2 separate regions of the Homo sapiens genome follow, and region 2 is linked to region 1. The links are chromatin loops, found by intact Hi-C in ENCODE. Cell type or tissue: heart left ventricle. All regions are shown on one strand. Each heading gives the region's core, and the rest is flanking DNA. Links, peaks and the distances in the headings are about the cores only.

Evidence for each region. A loop is a pair of places that touch in the nucleus more often than their neighbours do. Peaks named below come from ENCODE experiments on the same cell type or tissue, not always from the same donor. Only the 100,000 strongest peaks of a DNase experiment are listed, where the experiment ranks them.
Region 2: it touches region 1 in a loop (2.4-fold over the local background); 37 of 110 quality-filtered maps call a loop at or near these places.

What each region holds. Positions count from the first base shown.
Region 1 is chr16:78,923,274-78,927,557 of GRCh38, forward strand. All of the region lies in intron 8 of WWOX (WW domain containing oxidoreductase), which reads left to right. Among named protein-coding and RNA genes, the nearest start is that of WWOX-AS2, 430 kb to the left of the region's middle. RefSeq lists an enhancer at 1,898-1,947. In heart left ventricle, for the core only: a CTCF peak has its summit at 1,999 (motif pointing right); a DNase peak (open chromatin) is centred at 1,999.
Region 2 is chr16:79,596,758-79,600,782 of GRCh38, forward strand. It overlaps MAF (MAF bZIP transcription factor), which reads right to left and starts at 3,980. Exons shown (of 2, transcript NM_005360.5): 1 at 2,028-3,980. The coding sequence starts at 3,145. RefSeq lists an enhancer at 3,895-4,025. In heart left ventricle, for the core only: a CTCF peak has its summit at 2,224; DNase peaks (open chromatin) are centred at 2,204 and 2,894; H3K4me3 peaks cover 2,422 bases; H3K27ac peaks cover 1,244 bases.

The DNA of each region.
Region 1 (4,284 bases), core at 1,046-3,545:
CCCGGCCATCTTTCTTTTTCTTCCTCTCCTTCTACCTTGCCCACCATGGCTTAATTTCACCAGAATATCATCATTATCAACATCATTATTTCTAGTTCAGATCATTCTAAAAATAGAGCAGTCATTTTCTTCTATATAAGTCCCAGGTCCAGCCTGCTATTTTTTGAGCCTACCTTTCCTAATATCTAGTTTATATTTTGTTTTGTTCTTTCTTGGGATTGGGAGTCAGAATATCAACTTTTTCAGAAAAGAGCTTTGGAAATTCTACATACATAATATATATAAATTTTCCATTCATAGTGTGTTAGCAGCTTTTTCTACAAATCTCTTGGCGGGTGGGGGGATATTTCACTCTTCTATGAATCAAATAATATATGGCTTTTTCCTATTGGAAAAAATTAGTCGTGTGAACTTTATTCTTCAAGAAAAAGTAGTTTTTATCTGCCTTGGAAATGTCAAAAGGATTCACAAGTTTCACAAGTGATGATCTGGGTTGATTGCTAGGAACTGTTTTTAGTTAGTTTTTTTTTTTTTTTTTTTTTTTCAGACGGAGTCTTGCTCTGTTGCCCAGGCTGGAGTGCAGTGGCGCGATCTCGGTTCACTGCAACCTCCGCCTCCTGGGTTCATGCCATTCTCCTGCCTCAGCCTCCCGAGCAGCTGGGAGTACAGGTGCCCGCCACCACGCCTGGCTAATTTTTTGTTTTATTTTGTTTTGTTTTTTTTAGTAGAGACGGGGTTTCACCGTGTTAGCCAAGGATGGTTTTGATATCCTGATTTCGTGATTCCACCCACCTTGGCCTCCCAAAGTGCTGGGATTACAGACATGAGCCGCTGTGCCCGGCTGCTAGGAACTATTAATCCATAGACAAGGCTCTGGTTAGAGAAGCAGAAAGAAGGCTGGGTAGACCGGGGAAGGTAGCTGGGAGGTCTCTGAAGCTTGGTCTTGAAGCTGTGAATTCATAGACGTCTTGGAAAAGAACTTTATAATGTGGTTAGACAAGTTTTATAAGATTTTAGGATTAGGAAGGCTTTTTTAGGGGGTGGGGTTGCTTTTAAACTTTGTTTGAAAAATGGAGCTTGCTGCCATCATATCATCATCAAAAATGGAACTTGTCTATCCACAAATATTTATTTAAAAGTCAGACTAATGGCAGAATGGAAAGAATCCCAGCTTTGGAGTTAAAATATCTCACTTAAAACTTGTCTTCGCTGCAGGCTACTTGGTTGTACTTGAGTAATTTACTCAAGATTCTCTTCAGCCCAGTTTCCTTATCTGTAAAATCCTTCCACTGTTGTTAGGAGGATAAGAAAGCCAGTATTGGTAAAAACATATATCAGAGTCCTTTTGACTGTTTAGAAAGTGTTAATTTACTCCACGATTATCCATTCAACATTTATTAGTTGGCTTCTGTGTGGGAGAGTAACCATTAATACCTTGAATAAGTTTATAATCTGGTCATTCTGTAGAGCTTCCTATATGATGTCTTCTGTTTAAGTATTTCTGTAATACCTTATAGACATCTCTTTTAGACTACTAGTGATTGTTGGTGTCAACATATGTGTGAAAATGCATATATCCTTTATTAGGCTCTAGCACACAGTGTGCTCTCAATGTTTGTCTTTTCAAATAAACATACTTGGCCAGGCCTGGAGGTTCATGCTTGTAATTCCAGCACTTTGGGGGGCCAAGGCGGGAGGATCAGTTGAGCTCAGGCGTTCAAGACCAGCCTGGGCAACATGGCAAAACCCTGTCTCTACAAAAAATAAAAAAGTTAGCCAGGCATGGTGGTGTGTGCCTGTAGTCCCAGTTACTGGGGAGGCTGAGATGGGATGATTGGTTGAGCCTGGGAGGTCGAGGCTGCAGTGAGCAATGATATTGCCACTGCACTCCAGACTGCATGAGAACGTAAAACCCTGACTTAAAACAAAAACAAAAAGAAAACGTGCTCATTGGCTAAGCCTGGTAGAAGCCACATGACCAAGGCTGATCATTGCTGCCACTGGGTGGCAGCATACTGGGATTGAGGAAAATAACCCCTCAACTGCCCGGATGATAAACACAGAGTTCTAAAATGGCAACAAAGGGAGATCCACCCTTCTCAGTTATTGTTTGAAAGGACAGCTCTCAGGCAAAATATGTCCACGAAGTTCCATGGAATAATTACCTTCCTTGGTGTTAAAAAATGCCCTCACATTTCAAACATGTCCTGCTTTAAGTTCCCAGCGTCTTAACCAGGAACTCGCTTATGTGTGTTGTTTTCTGCTTCTTTCCACTAGGGAGCTATTGCTGTAAAACAGAAGGGGTAGTATTACAGGGAGGAGATGCACATTTTAAAATATATTTCTGCTTCGTCAAACTGTACAGAACTCTTTTCCTCAATGAGAACCAGGTTTTTGCATGTATCTTTTGCCAAGATTTGAGAAGGGAAGTCTCCACCTTCCAGAGCTTTGGTCATATTTTGTTTCTCTCTAAGGGTGAAGATGCTGTTTGTTCTTGCAGGGTGAGGCTTTGGCCAATAAGAAAGCAGTGCTCAGAGGTAAAGAGCCTCGCTGAAGCCCTAGTTCTAGCCTACCAGGATTTGGTCATTTCTTGGTTTTTCATTTGATCCCACCCTTGCCTCCCTTCAGAATGAAGGTAGAATGTGGGACTGTTTCAGACCATGAATGCGATTGGGCAGAAAGACTGTGAACCAAGAGGGCAGGGAGAAGGGAAGGGATGTGGGGAGAGCTAAGTGTAAATTGTAGAGTCTATGAACAATTCTGGAGACAGACAGGACAGGTAAGGAGAAACTGCTGCTCTTGGTAGAGGTTTACAGCCAATTGTAGAACCCTAAGAAAATACAGCACTTTGGGAGTGGATGGACCCAAAATGGGTGGATCATTTGAGCCCAGGAGTTTGAGACCAGCCTGGGTAACATGGCAAAACCTTACCTCTCAAAAATTTACAAGCTTAGCCAGGCATGGTGGTGCCCACTTGTGGTTTCAGCTACCTGGGAGGCTAAAGTGGGAGGATATCCTGAGCCCAGGAGGTGGAGATTGCAGTGAGCCATGCTCGTGCCATTGCATTTCAGCGTGGGTGACAGTGAGACCCTATCTCAAAAAAAAAAAAAAAAAGTTCCTAAGAAAATAAAGCCTGGCCCATGCAATTTGAATGTAACTGTCTATAATTTCTCTTGGTTACTGAAATTCTGAGTTTGTGTCTATGGTTTCTCCATCCTTGTCTTTGAGGAGGAGCAGGATGGCGAAGTCGCAGCCATTTAAAAACTTGTTTTCAGTCATTTTGCAGAAAGCAGACGTACACTTCTTTGCTGTTGGTCTGTGATGCGGGAGTGGTTTGTCAGTTCTTTCATTCAACAAGTGCTGATCTTTGGGCAGCATACACTGGTATGACCTTTATCATTTGTTCAGGTGTTGTGGAGAAAGTTGTTTGCTTTTGAAAGACTTGATGGAGAAAAGTCTTTCTACATTTCTAGAAAGACCATGGGTGTGAGTATTGAGAGCTGAGTGCCAGTTTGTTTTTTTGTTTTTGTTTTCGTTTTTTGAGAAGGGGTCTCACTCTGTCACCCAGGCTGGAGTACATTGGTGCGATGAAGGCTTACTGCAGCCTCTACTTCCTGGGCTCAAGTGATCCTCCCACCTCAGCTTCCTAAGTAGCTGGGAGCACAGGCACCAGCAATGACACCTGCCTAATTTTGTATTTTCTGTAGAGATGGGGTTTTGGCATGTTTCCCAGGCTGGTTTTAAACTCTTGAGCTCAAGCCATCCACCCGCCTTGGCCTCCCAAATTGCTGGAATTATAGGCATGAGCCACCATGCCCTGCCCAGGCACCATTCTTGACTGCGAGAAAGTCACTGTGATGGTTTCTCCAGCCTGAGTTTTCTCCTGTATAAAATGGACCTTGTTTTGAGGAGAGAATGAGGTATGTGGTACTCGTGAGCAGGATTTTCAATGCCTGGCTGGTTGTTACTTATCCATTTAGTCCGAGCTTCAGGGAAAGAACATGACACCGGCCTCCAGCAGAGCCTGCTCTTGGTCCACTGTTTATCCTGGTGACCTTAGGCAAGTCATTTAATTTCCTTGAGTTTTGGTGTAAGTATTGATGGAGCAGACCATCAATAACTGTTCTTATGTCTGTTATTACCATGTGTCTGTCTACATGTTTGTTTGTAAATTCTCTGTGGGTAAAAGTTCTCTTTTCATCCCCTTGCCTCAGCACGGAGCCCAGAGCCAGACTGCAGGTAGGCACTCAATAGATATTTGATAAATGGATGTTAGTCATTTGA
Region 2 (4,025 bases), core at 698-3,197, 670 kb after region 1:
TTAAGTTACAGAAAATCCAGTTCTGCACCACAATACAACTGTAAAAAAATCTGCATCATCTTAAAACTGTGCAGTAATGCCATTTTTATAACTGCATAAATTTTATTAGCGTTCTAAACAGTTTTGCAATTTTTTTTTGTATTATATGCTTGCAGGTTATATCTTAGTGCAATTCAGTCCCAAATACTTTAATTTTGAAAAGAAAAAAAAACATACATTTTTGAATGTAAAATACCCCTACAGATATAAACAGGGGCGTTTCCCCTCTTAATACTTTGGTTTTCAATACAGTCAGTGGTATAGCAAAGACTACACATACCCAACTTATATTTAAGTTGCAAGCACATGCTGTATAAGCTACTTTTTTTAAACAGTCCCCTTGCAAACTCTACCCCCCTTAACATCACAATAGTAAACAATTTAGTGCATCAATCGTTTAAAAAATCTACAGCTAAACAGACCTAACTCTTTCAAATTTATCTATAACATTCCTTTATCTGTAGCATACATTTTAACTGGGCTAACAGATTATAAAAACTAGAATTAAATTATATACTAGAAACCCAGAGCATTCCACATTTGACAATGACCAAAAGCCAAAAAATATAAAATAAAAATAAAACAAACCAAAAATAATGGGGCAGTTTCTCTTTTTAAAAAATAAATTTTAGACTGCTTCTCGGCAATAGCACAATTTTAGTCCCCAAAGTGGGGCGTCATTCTTATTAAAAAGAAAACATTAAGAGTTCTTCAATGTTTGCCAGGTTAAATGTGTAACCCATTCTGGTATCTTTGACAAGGAATGCCTTCAGTGCATTGGGAGGTTGAAGTTCTGAGTAACTCAAAGCAGTTTTGGAGCAGATGCAAAATTTCATGGGAAGAAGGCTCTACGGTTGCACTGTTTTGTTCTAAACTCAAAAAAGTCATGAGGCAATAAAACAAAAGTATGAATGCCATGCTATAAGTCTTCGAACGTCCATTTCCAAGCCAAAAGGAAAAAAAAAGGAAAAAATAATTATACCATACATGTCCAGCATGCAGGCTTTTTTTTTTTATTAATATAATGTCTCTTTTCCATAAAGTCTTTGAAACAGTTATAGTTCATTGTTGCTAAGACAAAGTAGCAAGCATAATAATGCATGAGATGAGAATGAGTTTTTTTAATGGCAGACTAAACTCTCAGATTTGGCATCACAAGGCCAAAACTCACAAGTCACACCCAGAAGGTTGATGCAGGCTTGATTGTGGAAGGTTCATGAGGATTTTTTTCTCTATTTTAGCATAACAATGCTAAAAAAAAAACCCGATGGAACTCGGCACGCTGCAAGTCTATAACATTTCACATTTTTTTTTCCTTTGCAAGCTCAATCTCACATGAAGAACTCAGGAGAAGAAAAAAAAACTTTGCTTTTTTTTTTCTTTCATCTCGGAAGAGATGGGTTGAGAAGGAGTGAGGGTGGAGGTTGGAAAAAAGGTGGGCAACACAGCAAGCTCTAAAAGTAAAATTAAAAAAAAAAATCCAAACAAAATAAAACACACACACACACAGAAAATGAACACCAGTTCATGAACTGAAGGGGAAGAAGAAGAAAAAATATGTGAATGATGCAGGCTTCAAAGGTGATCAACGTTTCACATGAAGAACTCTGCTGAGATCATTGAACATTGTGCAAGTCCGGGGGTGGGGCGGGGGGGTGTAAAAAAAAAAAAAAAACAAGCTAGCAAGTTATGGAGAATTTCAGATTGGCAATCCATGAGCCAGACACCCATTCCCTCCCCAGTTTAAAACAGCCACCACCACCACAAACTCGAGCAGGGTGTGGGGTGTGTGTGTGTGTGTGTGTGTGTGTGTGGTGTGTGCGTGCGGGTTTGTGTGTGTGTAGGGGGCCAAGGGGGCCAAACTCGGTGGGGGTGGGGGTGGTGAGGTGGTGGCGAGCATGGCTCTAGAACTAGCAAGCCCACACCCGAGCCGGACCCCCGCGGAGCACTTATCAGGGTGGCTAGCTGGAATCGCGTGTCAGACTCACATGAAAAACTCGGGAGAGGACGGGTTGTCGCTGCTCGAGCCGTTTTCTCGGAAGCCGCTGCTCACCAACTTCTCGTATTTCTCCTTGTACGCGTCCCTCTCGCGCACCAGCCTGGAGATCTCCTGCTTGAGGTGGTCGACTTGCTGCAGCAGCTGGTTCTTCTCCGACTCCAGGACGTGTCTCTGCTGCACCCTCTTGAAGCGGCAGGACTGGGCATAGCCGCGGTTTTTCAGGGTCCGCCTCTTCTGCTTCAGCCGGATCACCTCCTCCTTGCTGACCCCGCGCAGCTGCCGGTTCAGCTCGCGCACAGACATGGTCACCAGCTGCTCGTCGGAGAAGCGGTCGTCGAAGTGCAGGCCGCCGGCGGCGTGGTGCGGGTGCAGGGCGCCCCCCGCCCCCGCCGCGCCCCCGCCGCCTCCGCCGCCGCCGCCGCCGCCGCCGCCCCCAGCGCTGGCCGGGCCACCGCCGCCCGCGCCCCCAGCGCCACCGGCCGAGGCGGCCGCGCTGCCCGCGGCGCCGGGCGCGCCGGCCGTCGGGTGGTGGTGGTGGCCGGCGGCGTGGTGGTGGTGGTGGTGGTAGTGCGGGCCCGCGCCGCTCTGCGCGGCGGCCGCGGCGATCACGGCGGACACCACGGCGGCGGCGGGGCCCATCTCCTCGCCGCTGCCGCCCAAGGAGGCGCCGGCACCGGCCCCGGCCGCCGCGGCCAGCTGCTGCGCCCCGCGCGCGTAGCCATCGAAGCCGCCCTGGAGCTGGTGGCTGTTGCTGATGAGCGCCTCGACCGCGTCCTCGGGGCTGAAGCCCAGCGCCTCGGGGTTCAGCTGCTGCGGGTAGCCGGTCATCCAGTAGTAGTCTTCCAGGTGCGCCTTCTGCTCGCTGCCCGAGCCCGGGCTGGGCGCCGAGAAGCTGGGGGAAGGGGGCACCGAGCTGCACGGCGTGCTCATGGGGGTGGAGGACAGCGAGCCCCCGGCGATGAGACGGCCGCACTGGCTGATGATGCGGTCGGTCTCCACCGGTTCCTTTTTCACTTCAAACTTCATCAGATCGAAGTCATTAACATATTCCATGGCCAGGGGACTGGTGGGCAGGTCGGAGTTGCTCATTGCCAGTTCTGATGCCATTCTCCTGCCGCCGCCGCCGCCGCCGCCGCCGCTCCGCCAGATGGGCTGCAGGAGAGGGGCCAGCGGGCTGTGCTGGGTGGCCAGCGGGTGAGCCAGCTTGCCGGGCTGGGGCGCTTCTAGCTTGCGCGGCGGTGGCTGGCCCGAAACCTCCGAGCGCGCTCACACACACACCCCCCCGCCCTGCCCGCGCCCCCCGCGCCCGCCCTCCCTCCCCCCTGCTCACGCCAATGTGCTCCCTCGCTCGCCCCGGCCCCTCCTTGCTCGCTCGCCTCCTTGCGCGCCGAGCCGGCGGCTTCAGGCTCGGGAAGATCCTCCGCGAGCTGCGGTGGCGGCGGTGGTGGCTGCGGCGGCGAAGCTGGAGGAGCCCGGCCCGGTGCGCGGCGTCCCCCGCTCGCCGCTCCGCTGCGCGCTTTGCATAAGGAAGGGCTCGCCTCGCCGGCCCGGGCTGCAGGCAGGGCGCGCGCGGCGTCCGCTCGGGGCTGGAGGCGCGGCGGGCGTCTGTCCGGGCGGCGCGGGCCTTGGCACGGGGGAGTTAACACTTCATGCTTCTCGCCTCCTCTTCTGCTTGGCTCTCTTTATTATTTTTTTTCTTTCCTCTCTCTCCCTCGCGCGCTCTCTACCTCTGTGCAAAGTGCAAGGCAGAGGTGCAGCCCGACTGGAGGAGAGGGAGGGGGGAGTTTAGTTCTTTCTTGCCTTTTTTTAAAAAAGCAAAATAGCGAAGTCCTGGGGAAAGACGAGGCAGAGAGCAAAGGGGGGAGGGGGAGGCCAAGCCGACAAGCAGCCCGAGCTACAGCTAGAAGATGAAAAAAGATTTTAAAGCCTCTGATCCAGCAAGAAGAGTTTAAAGCAATTGCTGAGTTTTATAGCACTCGTGACGTCA